Regions from separate parts of the Homo sapiens genome. Here region 1 is linked to region 2. The links are chromatin contacts, found by Hi-C or POLR2A ChIA-PET in ENCODE. All regions are on one chromosome and are shown on one strand. The core of a region is the stretch at or near the end of the contact, and the rest is flanking DNA. Distances in the headings are between cores, read along the strand shown.

The links. Hi-C counts contacts between places; a loop is a spot of excess contacts on that map. ChIA-PET counts read pairs that join two places held with the same protein, here RNA polymerase II (POLR2A). Pooled maps may share reads with other maps.
Region 1: a map of K562 shows a loop between it and region 2 (1.9-fold over the local background). The contact joins two enhancer-like sites. A Hi-C loop is called at or near these places in 25 of 168 maps with a recorded cell type or tissue (CD4-positive, alpha-beta T cell, CD8-positive, alpha-beta T cell, GM11168 and 17 more), 4 of 37 single-sample maps with no recorded cell type and 12 of 50 pooled maps. POLR2A ChIA-PET finds 5 or more read pairs at or near these places in 2 of 52 experiments (PC-9 and naive thymus-derived CD4-positive, alpha-beta T cell).

The regions. Positions count from the first base shown.
Region 1 is chr3:171,446,099-171,449,481 of GRCh38, forward strand. The region is part of intron 1 of TNIK (TRAF2 and NCK interacting kinase); the gene reads right to left. It overlaps LOC124906303 (a long non-coding RNA gene), which reads right to left. Exons shown (of 2, transcript XR_007096168.1): 2 at 1-3,383. Among named protein-coding and RNA genes, the nearest start is that of TNIK, 13 kb to the right of the region's middle. Within about 2 kb of position 1,338, at least 2 of the 41 ENCODE cell types and tissues checked have a DNase peak (open chromatin) inside an H3K27ac peak, as active enhancers do; they include PC-9, where a contact is called at or near this core.
Region 2 is chr3:171,191,135-171,194,384 of GRCh38, forward strand. The region is part of intron 5 of TNIK (TRAF2 and NCK interacting kinase); the gene reads right to left. Among named protein-coding and RNA genes, the nearest start is that of MIR569, 86 kb to the left of the region's middle. Within about 2 kb of position 1,342, at least 4 of the 41 ENCODE cell types and tissues checked have a DNase peak (open chromatin) inside an H3K27ac peak, as active enhancers do; they include PC-9, where a contact is called at or near this core.

The DNA of each region.
Region 1 (3,383 bases), core at 88-2,587, 250 kb after region 2:
TTTCCCATCATTGTATAGGTTTTTAAAGCATAGCTAGCACCAACTTTCAAATGCATACTTTTCTCATGACCCTGTCCTGAGTTTAAGTGCATTTGTATCCAGATTATAATCAGAGAGGGTATTTAATTAGATAATGTTTGCAAGTACTTTGAAGATATAAAGTGCTCTATAAATGCTAAATATTATTATTATTGTTTAAATACAGTTTGCAATTACTGCTTACAACCTGTTCCACCCACCACACTGCTATCATTTGATTACAGGCAGCTTTAAAAAAAATACCTAGAGGTAGAAATGATGAAACCATATTCATGTGAAGCCCTGGATTTTTACCCTAGACATAAATAATTTATAGGCATTTTAAATGGAGGATTAGGTTATAAACTGTAGTAAATCAAGAAAATTGCCCTCTGCAAGACCAACTACCATAAAGTTGTGTCAATTTTAATAGTTTCTTACTTATAAACCAGGTTGAAAGTAGATTATAGTCCAGAATACGGAGCTTTTTACTCTGGTGGTTTCCTGTTCTATCTTCTATTTTCTCCATTAGAATCTTAAAATATCTACCTATGTGAAAAACTGAAAGCACAACTTAAGATTTTGATTTTAGCAATTGTCTGGCAGATTAAGGCTTGAGAATAGTCTCTATTCTATCATGGCCGTAGCTCACCTTGCTATCTTCTATGATCATCACAGAGTCAGCTGTCTCCAATTCTTAAAAAACTGAAACCTTTGAGCCTGATTCCACACATCCTCCAAACACACTTGCTGGATAATTTTCCAGAAAGAATGACAGTTTAAATGTAAACAAGCCAAGCTCAGTGGCTCACGCCGGTAATCCCAGCACTTTGGGAAGCTGAGGCGGGCGGATCACCTGAGGTCAGGGGTTTGAGACCAGCCTGGCCAACACAGTTAAACCTTATCTCTACTAAAAATACAAAAATTAGTTGGGCGTGGTGGCGAGCGCCTGTAATCCCAGCTACTCAGGAGGCTGAGGCGGGAGAATCGCCTGAACCCAGGAGGCAGAGGTTGCAGTGAGCAGAGATCGCCCCACTGCACTCCAGCCTGGGTAACAGAGCTAGACTCCATCTCAAACAAACAAATAAATAAATAAATAAACAAACAAACATCCCCTAGATACACTCCACAAGAATGTCACTGTTAATCCCCAAATAGCTACCATATTAGGTTTTTAAGGTTTTAGGCAAGAAAAAAAAAAAAACACGTTATAATCTGACATTGGTCATCTTACAAAACAAAGTTACAAGGAAGAAATACCTTGGAAATAGCTCTTAAAACACCACTATGCTCATGAAAGACAACTTGTGCCCTAAACCAAAGGCTTCTGGGAAGTCTGTGAGCCTCAGGGTGATAATACAACAGATAATTCTGATGTCATGACAAGGTCCATAAATCAAATGATGGCTATGTGAGTCACTATTGGCAGTGGCTTTGGGCCAGTCAGTCGTAAGCTCAGCCACTTAGTAGCTCTACGATCTTTGGTAAACTAATTGATTTTTCAGAGTCTTATGTGTTCATTTATAAATGCTACACACCTACAGCACAAGAAATTGGAAGCCAATCTGGCAATATCTAGAGCCTTAGAGATCATTCATACACTTTCATTCTAAATTCAATTTCTAAGGAGTTATCCTAAGGAAACAGAGATGCACACAAAGACTTATATATAAGGATGTTTATTGAAGCACTATTTATCAGTTGGAAAGTTAGAAATAACCTCAAGCTTCATCAACAGGAACTGGTTAAATATATTATGATCCATCTCCACAACAAAATGCTAAGCAGTCTAAAAACATGATTAGAAAGTTGAGCACTGACTGAATATTTTATTACACGTTAAATTTTTTAGGCATGATAATACTATTATGGTTATGTATTTTTTAAGTACACAAACTACTGAAATATTTATAAATGAAATAATATGCTACTTTAAAATAATATGGGGGAGAAGGTGGGTAGGAGTACAGATGAAACAGGATTCATTATGGGGGATAATTGTTCAGTAGAGAGATTATTAACCCTTTTATCTACTTTTTAATAAGAGTTTTATTGAGCTTTAATTCACATTCCATAAGACTTACTCTTTTGAAGTGTACAAGTGACTTTTAGTATGTTTCACAGAGTTGTACAAACATCTGCACTATCTAATTTGGGACGTTAGCAGTCACTCCCTGCCAGCAAGCATTAGTCTACCTTCTATCTCTATGGATTTGCTTATTCCAGACATTTTATATAAATGGAATCATACAACCATGTGTCTTCTCGTGTTTGGCTTTTTTCACATAGCATAATGTTCATCCATGTTGCAGTGTGTATCAGCACTTCCTTTTATTGTAGAATAAATATTCCATTGTAAGGATATACTATGCTACATTTTGTTTATTCATTCATTGGTTGATGGACACTTGGGTTGTCTCCTATTTGAGGTTACTATAAATATTCATGTACACTTTTTTTTTTTTTTTTTTGCATGAATACGTCCTTAGTTCTCTTGGGCATATACTTAGGAGTGAAATTCCTGGGTCACATGGTAACTCTGTATTTAGCATTTTGAGAAACTGTCAAACTGTTTTCCAAAATGGCTGTACCATTTTACATTCCTATCAGTAATATAGGAGCATTCCAATATTCTGTCTACTTATTATTATTATACTTTGAGTTCCGGGATACATGTACAGAACGTGCAGGTTTGTTACATAGGTATACATGTGCCATGGTGGTTTGCTGCACCCATCAACCCATCATATACATTAGGTATTTCTCCTAATGCTATCCCTCCCCTAGCCCCCCATTTACTGACAAGCCCCGGTGTGTGTTATTCCCCTCCCTGTGTACATATGTTCTCATTGTTCAACTCCCACTTATGAGTAAGAACATACAGTGTTTGGTTTTCTGTTCTTGTGTTAGTTTGCTGAGAATGATGGTTTCCAGCTTCACCCATGTCCCTGCAAAGGACATGAACTCATCCTTTTTTATGGCTGTGTAGCATTCCATGGTGTATATGTGCCACATTTTCTTTATCCAGTCTATCATTGATGGGCATTTGGGTTGGTTCCAAGTCTTTGCTATTGTGAACAGTGCCATAATAAACATACATGTGCATGTGCCTTTACAGTAGAATGAATTATAATCCTTTGGGTATATACCCAGTAATGGGATTGTTGGGTCAAATGGTATTTCTGGTTCTAGATCTTTGAGGAATCGCCACACCGTCTTCCACAATGGTTGAACTAATTTACACTCCCAACAGTGTAAAAGCGTTCCTATTTCTCCATGTCCTCCCCAGCATCTGTTGTTTCCTGTAATCTGTCTACCTTTTAAGTTTAAATTCCCCATGAAAAAGAGTTTTAAAAGTTATGCCA
Region 2 (3,250 bases), core at 92-2,591:
TAAAATAGAACCATCTACACAGTCTCTGTACAGAAAACTAACCTGATTTAACTGAATCCCTGCAGGATATTTGAATTTAAAAGTTAAAATTTACATTCTGTTATCCAATTTCATTGAATGATTGATTGACTGAGACAGAGCCTTACTCTGTCGCCCAGGCTGGAGTGCAATGGCGTGGTCTGGGCTCACTGCAACCTCTGTGTCTTGGATTCAAGCGACTGCCTCAGCCTCCAGAGTAGCTGGGATTACAGGTGCCTGCCACCACGCCAGGCTAATTTATTTTAGTACAGACAGGGTTTCACCATGTTGGCCAGGCTGGTCTTGAACTCCTGACCTCAGGTGATCCATTCACTTCGGCCTCCCAAAGTGCTGGGAATCCAGGTGTGAGCCACAGCACCCGGCCTTGTTATACAATTTTAATTAAGCGAAGTAAAATATTTCTCAGACCAGCCAAGAAATTTCCCATTGGCTTTACCCATTGTGCCTTACATTTAAAAAGGAATACAGTTTCTATTTCTTTTGTTGGCATTCATCACTGTCATTTTTAGTTTATGCTAGTTTATGCTATTTGTGACTTTGTGCTCATTATGTGAGAATTATTCAGTGACAACTAAACCTGTTTGTGTTCCATTTCTTCATGAATTACTCTGTTTTTGGCTTCTTTGTGGTGTGAATTCTTTAACCTACAGACTTACTCTAAAGTAGTCATATATTTTTCAGATAAATTATAATCTAAAATAATCTAAAAATGGAGTCTTAAAGCAAATTATTTTATGCTAACACCTGATAATTCAATGTATCGGGTCCCCGAGTGTTCTTTATTACCTTTAATTTTTTGTGCTTTTCATCTTCTCCACAACAACAAAATCATGGTATGAAAAATGAGGTTGACAGGAAAAGAAACAAACCTAGATATCTGAATTCTCTTGTCAAAGAAATTCAGCATGAGAGTACAGAGGTCCAAAAAGACCCACATATACATTTAGAGATATCAGAAAACATAAACCATGTTATAGAAGGGTTTGAGGCACTGGTTTAGGTCTTAAAAAATTGCCTTTCTTATCTGTTCAGTTTGTCACAGGGTAGGCATCAGGGGTTTAAATGTGTGGTTTTCACAAAATTTATGTACCCCATAAATCCTTAAGAGAGGGACTGAAGATCCCTTTCCCTCTTTCACTACTGAAGTGGTTGAAAGCAGATACCAGAGCATGGAAGTGAGCCAAAAGTTCTTTTAATGAGATCATACAATGCATGGAGGTCACCTCCAAAACCTCTTGTGGCCAGAGACCTTTGGGTGATCAAATGTCTCTTCCAGTGAGTCATGTCTGAAATGCTGGTATCATTTCGGAGAATATACTGGAAAAAGGAGGAAAGCCATTGTTTCCACACATTGAGAATGTGTGAAAGGTATTGAGAGATGCTCATGTGATGAAACATCCCTGCTGCTTTTAGAACCATGAAGATTAGATCAAATGACTGATCCTCTGTAGGGTTCCCCAGCAGTGCAGAAAGGCATATTGGGCAGAACCAGCCCTAGAGACCTGACAGGTTCTTGGCAGCCACTGAGTGGTCAGGATGACTAAATAATCCATTATGCTCTATCTGAATGAGCAAAATTTTAAGTCAGAAATTCAAAGTAAGTTTGCACAATGGCACATCAAAACAGAGATAAACGTCAGATGTGAAGGAAATCAGCAGCCAGGCCTCCTTGTTTCCCCTCAAATTTTGTGTTATGTTCTGTTTAAGAACACAAAACATATAATTTATATTTTTGCCTATCCCAAGCCATGGATGTATGTGTTTTTTCTTAAGTGCTTTAATTTTTATATTTTTCCCATTTATATCTATAACCCAGCTGGAATAAATTTTTGAATATGGTATGTAGCAGGTGTCAGGTTTCATGTTTTCTTATGGATATTCAATTGATCAAGTACTATTTACTGATAAAAGAACCCTTTCCTTTGACACAGACCAGGTATCATCCATATGATGTGGGTCTGTTCCTGGACCCTTGATTCTGTTCCTTTGGCCATTGTCTAATCTTGTAACAATACTACTCTGTCTTAATTTATTAGTAGCTTTATAATAAATCCTGATAACTGGTAGCATAAATTCTCCAGCTTTGCTCTTCTTCTTCAAGATTGCCTTGGTTATTCTTGGCCCTTTGCATTTCTATATAATGTTTGAAAATCAGCTTTATAAATTTCCACAAATATACCTATAGGAATTTTAATTGGAAGTTCAATGAAACCATGGATCAAACTGGGTAGAAATGATGTCTTTAGAATATTGGGTAATCTGTGAAATAATGTACACCTCCATTTATTAAGGTCTTCTTTAATATTTCTCAGTGATATTTTGTAGTTTTCAGGATAGAAGTCATTCACATCAATGTTATAATTTTAAAATTCCATTTTCTATTTGCCTTTTGCCTAATTTGGTTTGCATTTAATGAACAGACATCGTCTTCTTATGCCTTCCTTCTTTTTTAACTTCTATCCATTTCATCCATCCACCCAAAGCATACAATCTATCTCTCAAAGGCATATCTTGAACACACAGTAAAAAAGTTTTAACTTTTGTTGCCTTAAATTAAGAAGGCAGAGCTTATAAATAAATAACAATGGCCAGGAAGATTTAATAAGAATGCTCAGTAGACATATAATAACCTCCATATTAGTAGGAAGGGATGATTAAGCTAGTCTGAATGAACTAAAATATGCCCAGTTACTTTCTTCTTCCTGAACTCAGCTCAGCAAATATGATACTATTGTCTAGATTTCCTGATTGGGGGATGTGTGGGAAAACTGGGCAAACAGGCAGTCTTGTTCAGCTATTTTGATTAGTTTAAGTGATTAGGTCACAAAGATTTTTTTTAAAGGTAAAATCGGTTAAACTAGGTTGTATGTATAGGAATGACTAAAGTCACACAATCCTTATAAACTTTATATGGTGGGAAGGTATTACACCATTAGGGATAATATATTAATTGTGAACTTTCACAAACAGATAACTTAAATGAGTGATTAAAATATCTCATAAAATAATTCATTTCCTAAGTGGAACACTGTCTTTATGATCTAAAATCAGGTTTCTAATTGGAAACAGCATTGAAAATGAATCCCTTGTTAAGAGAAATCACCCAATGTCAACCTAAATGAAAATATGCTCATGGCCTATCTCCAGAATGGCGCTCACTTCCATCAGAGCAGACCTTCACACCAAACTACCACTACCACCACCACCACCA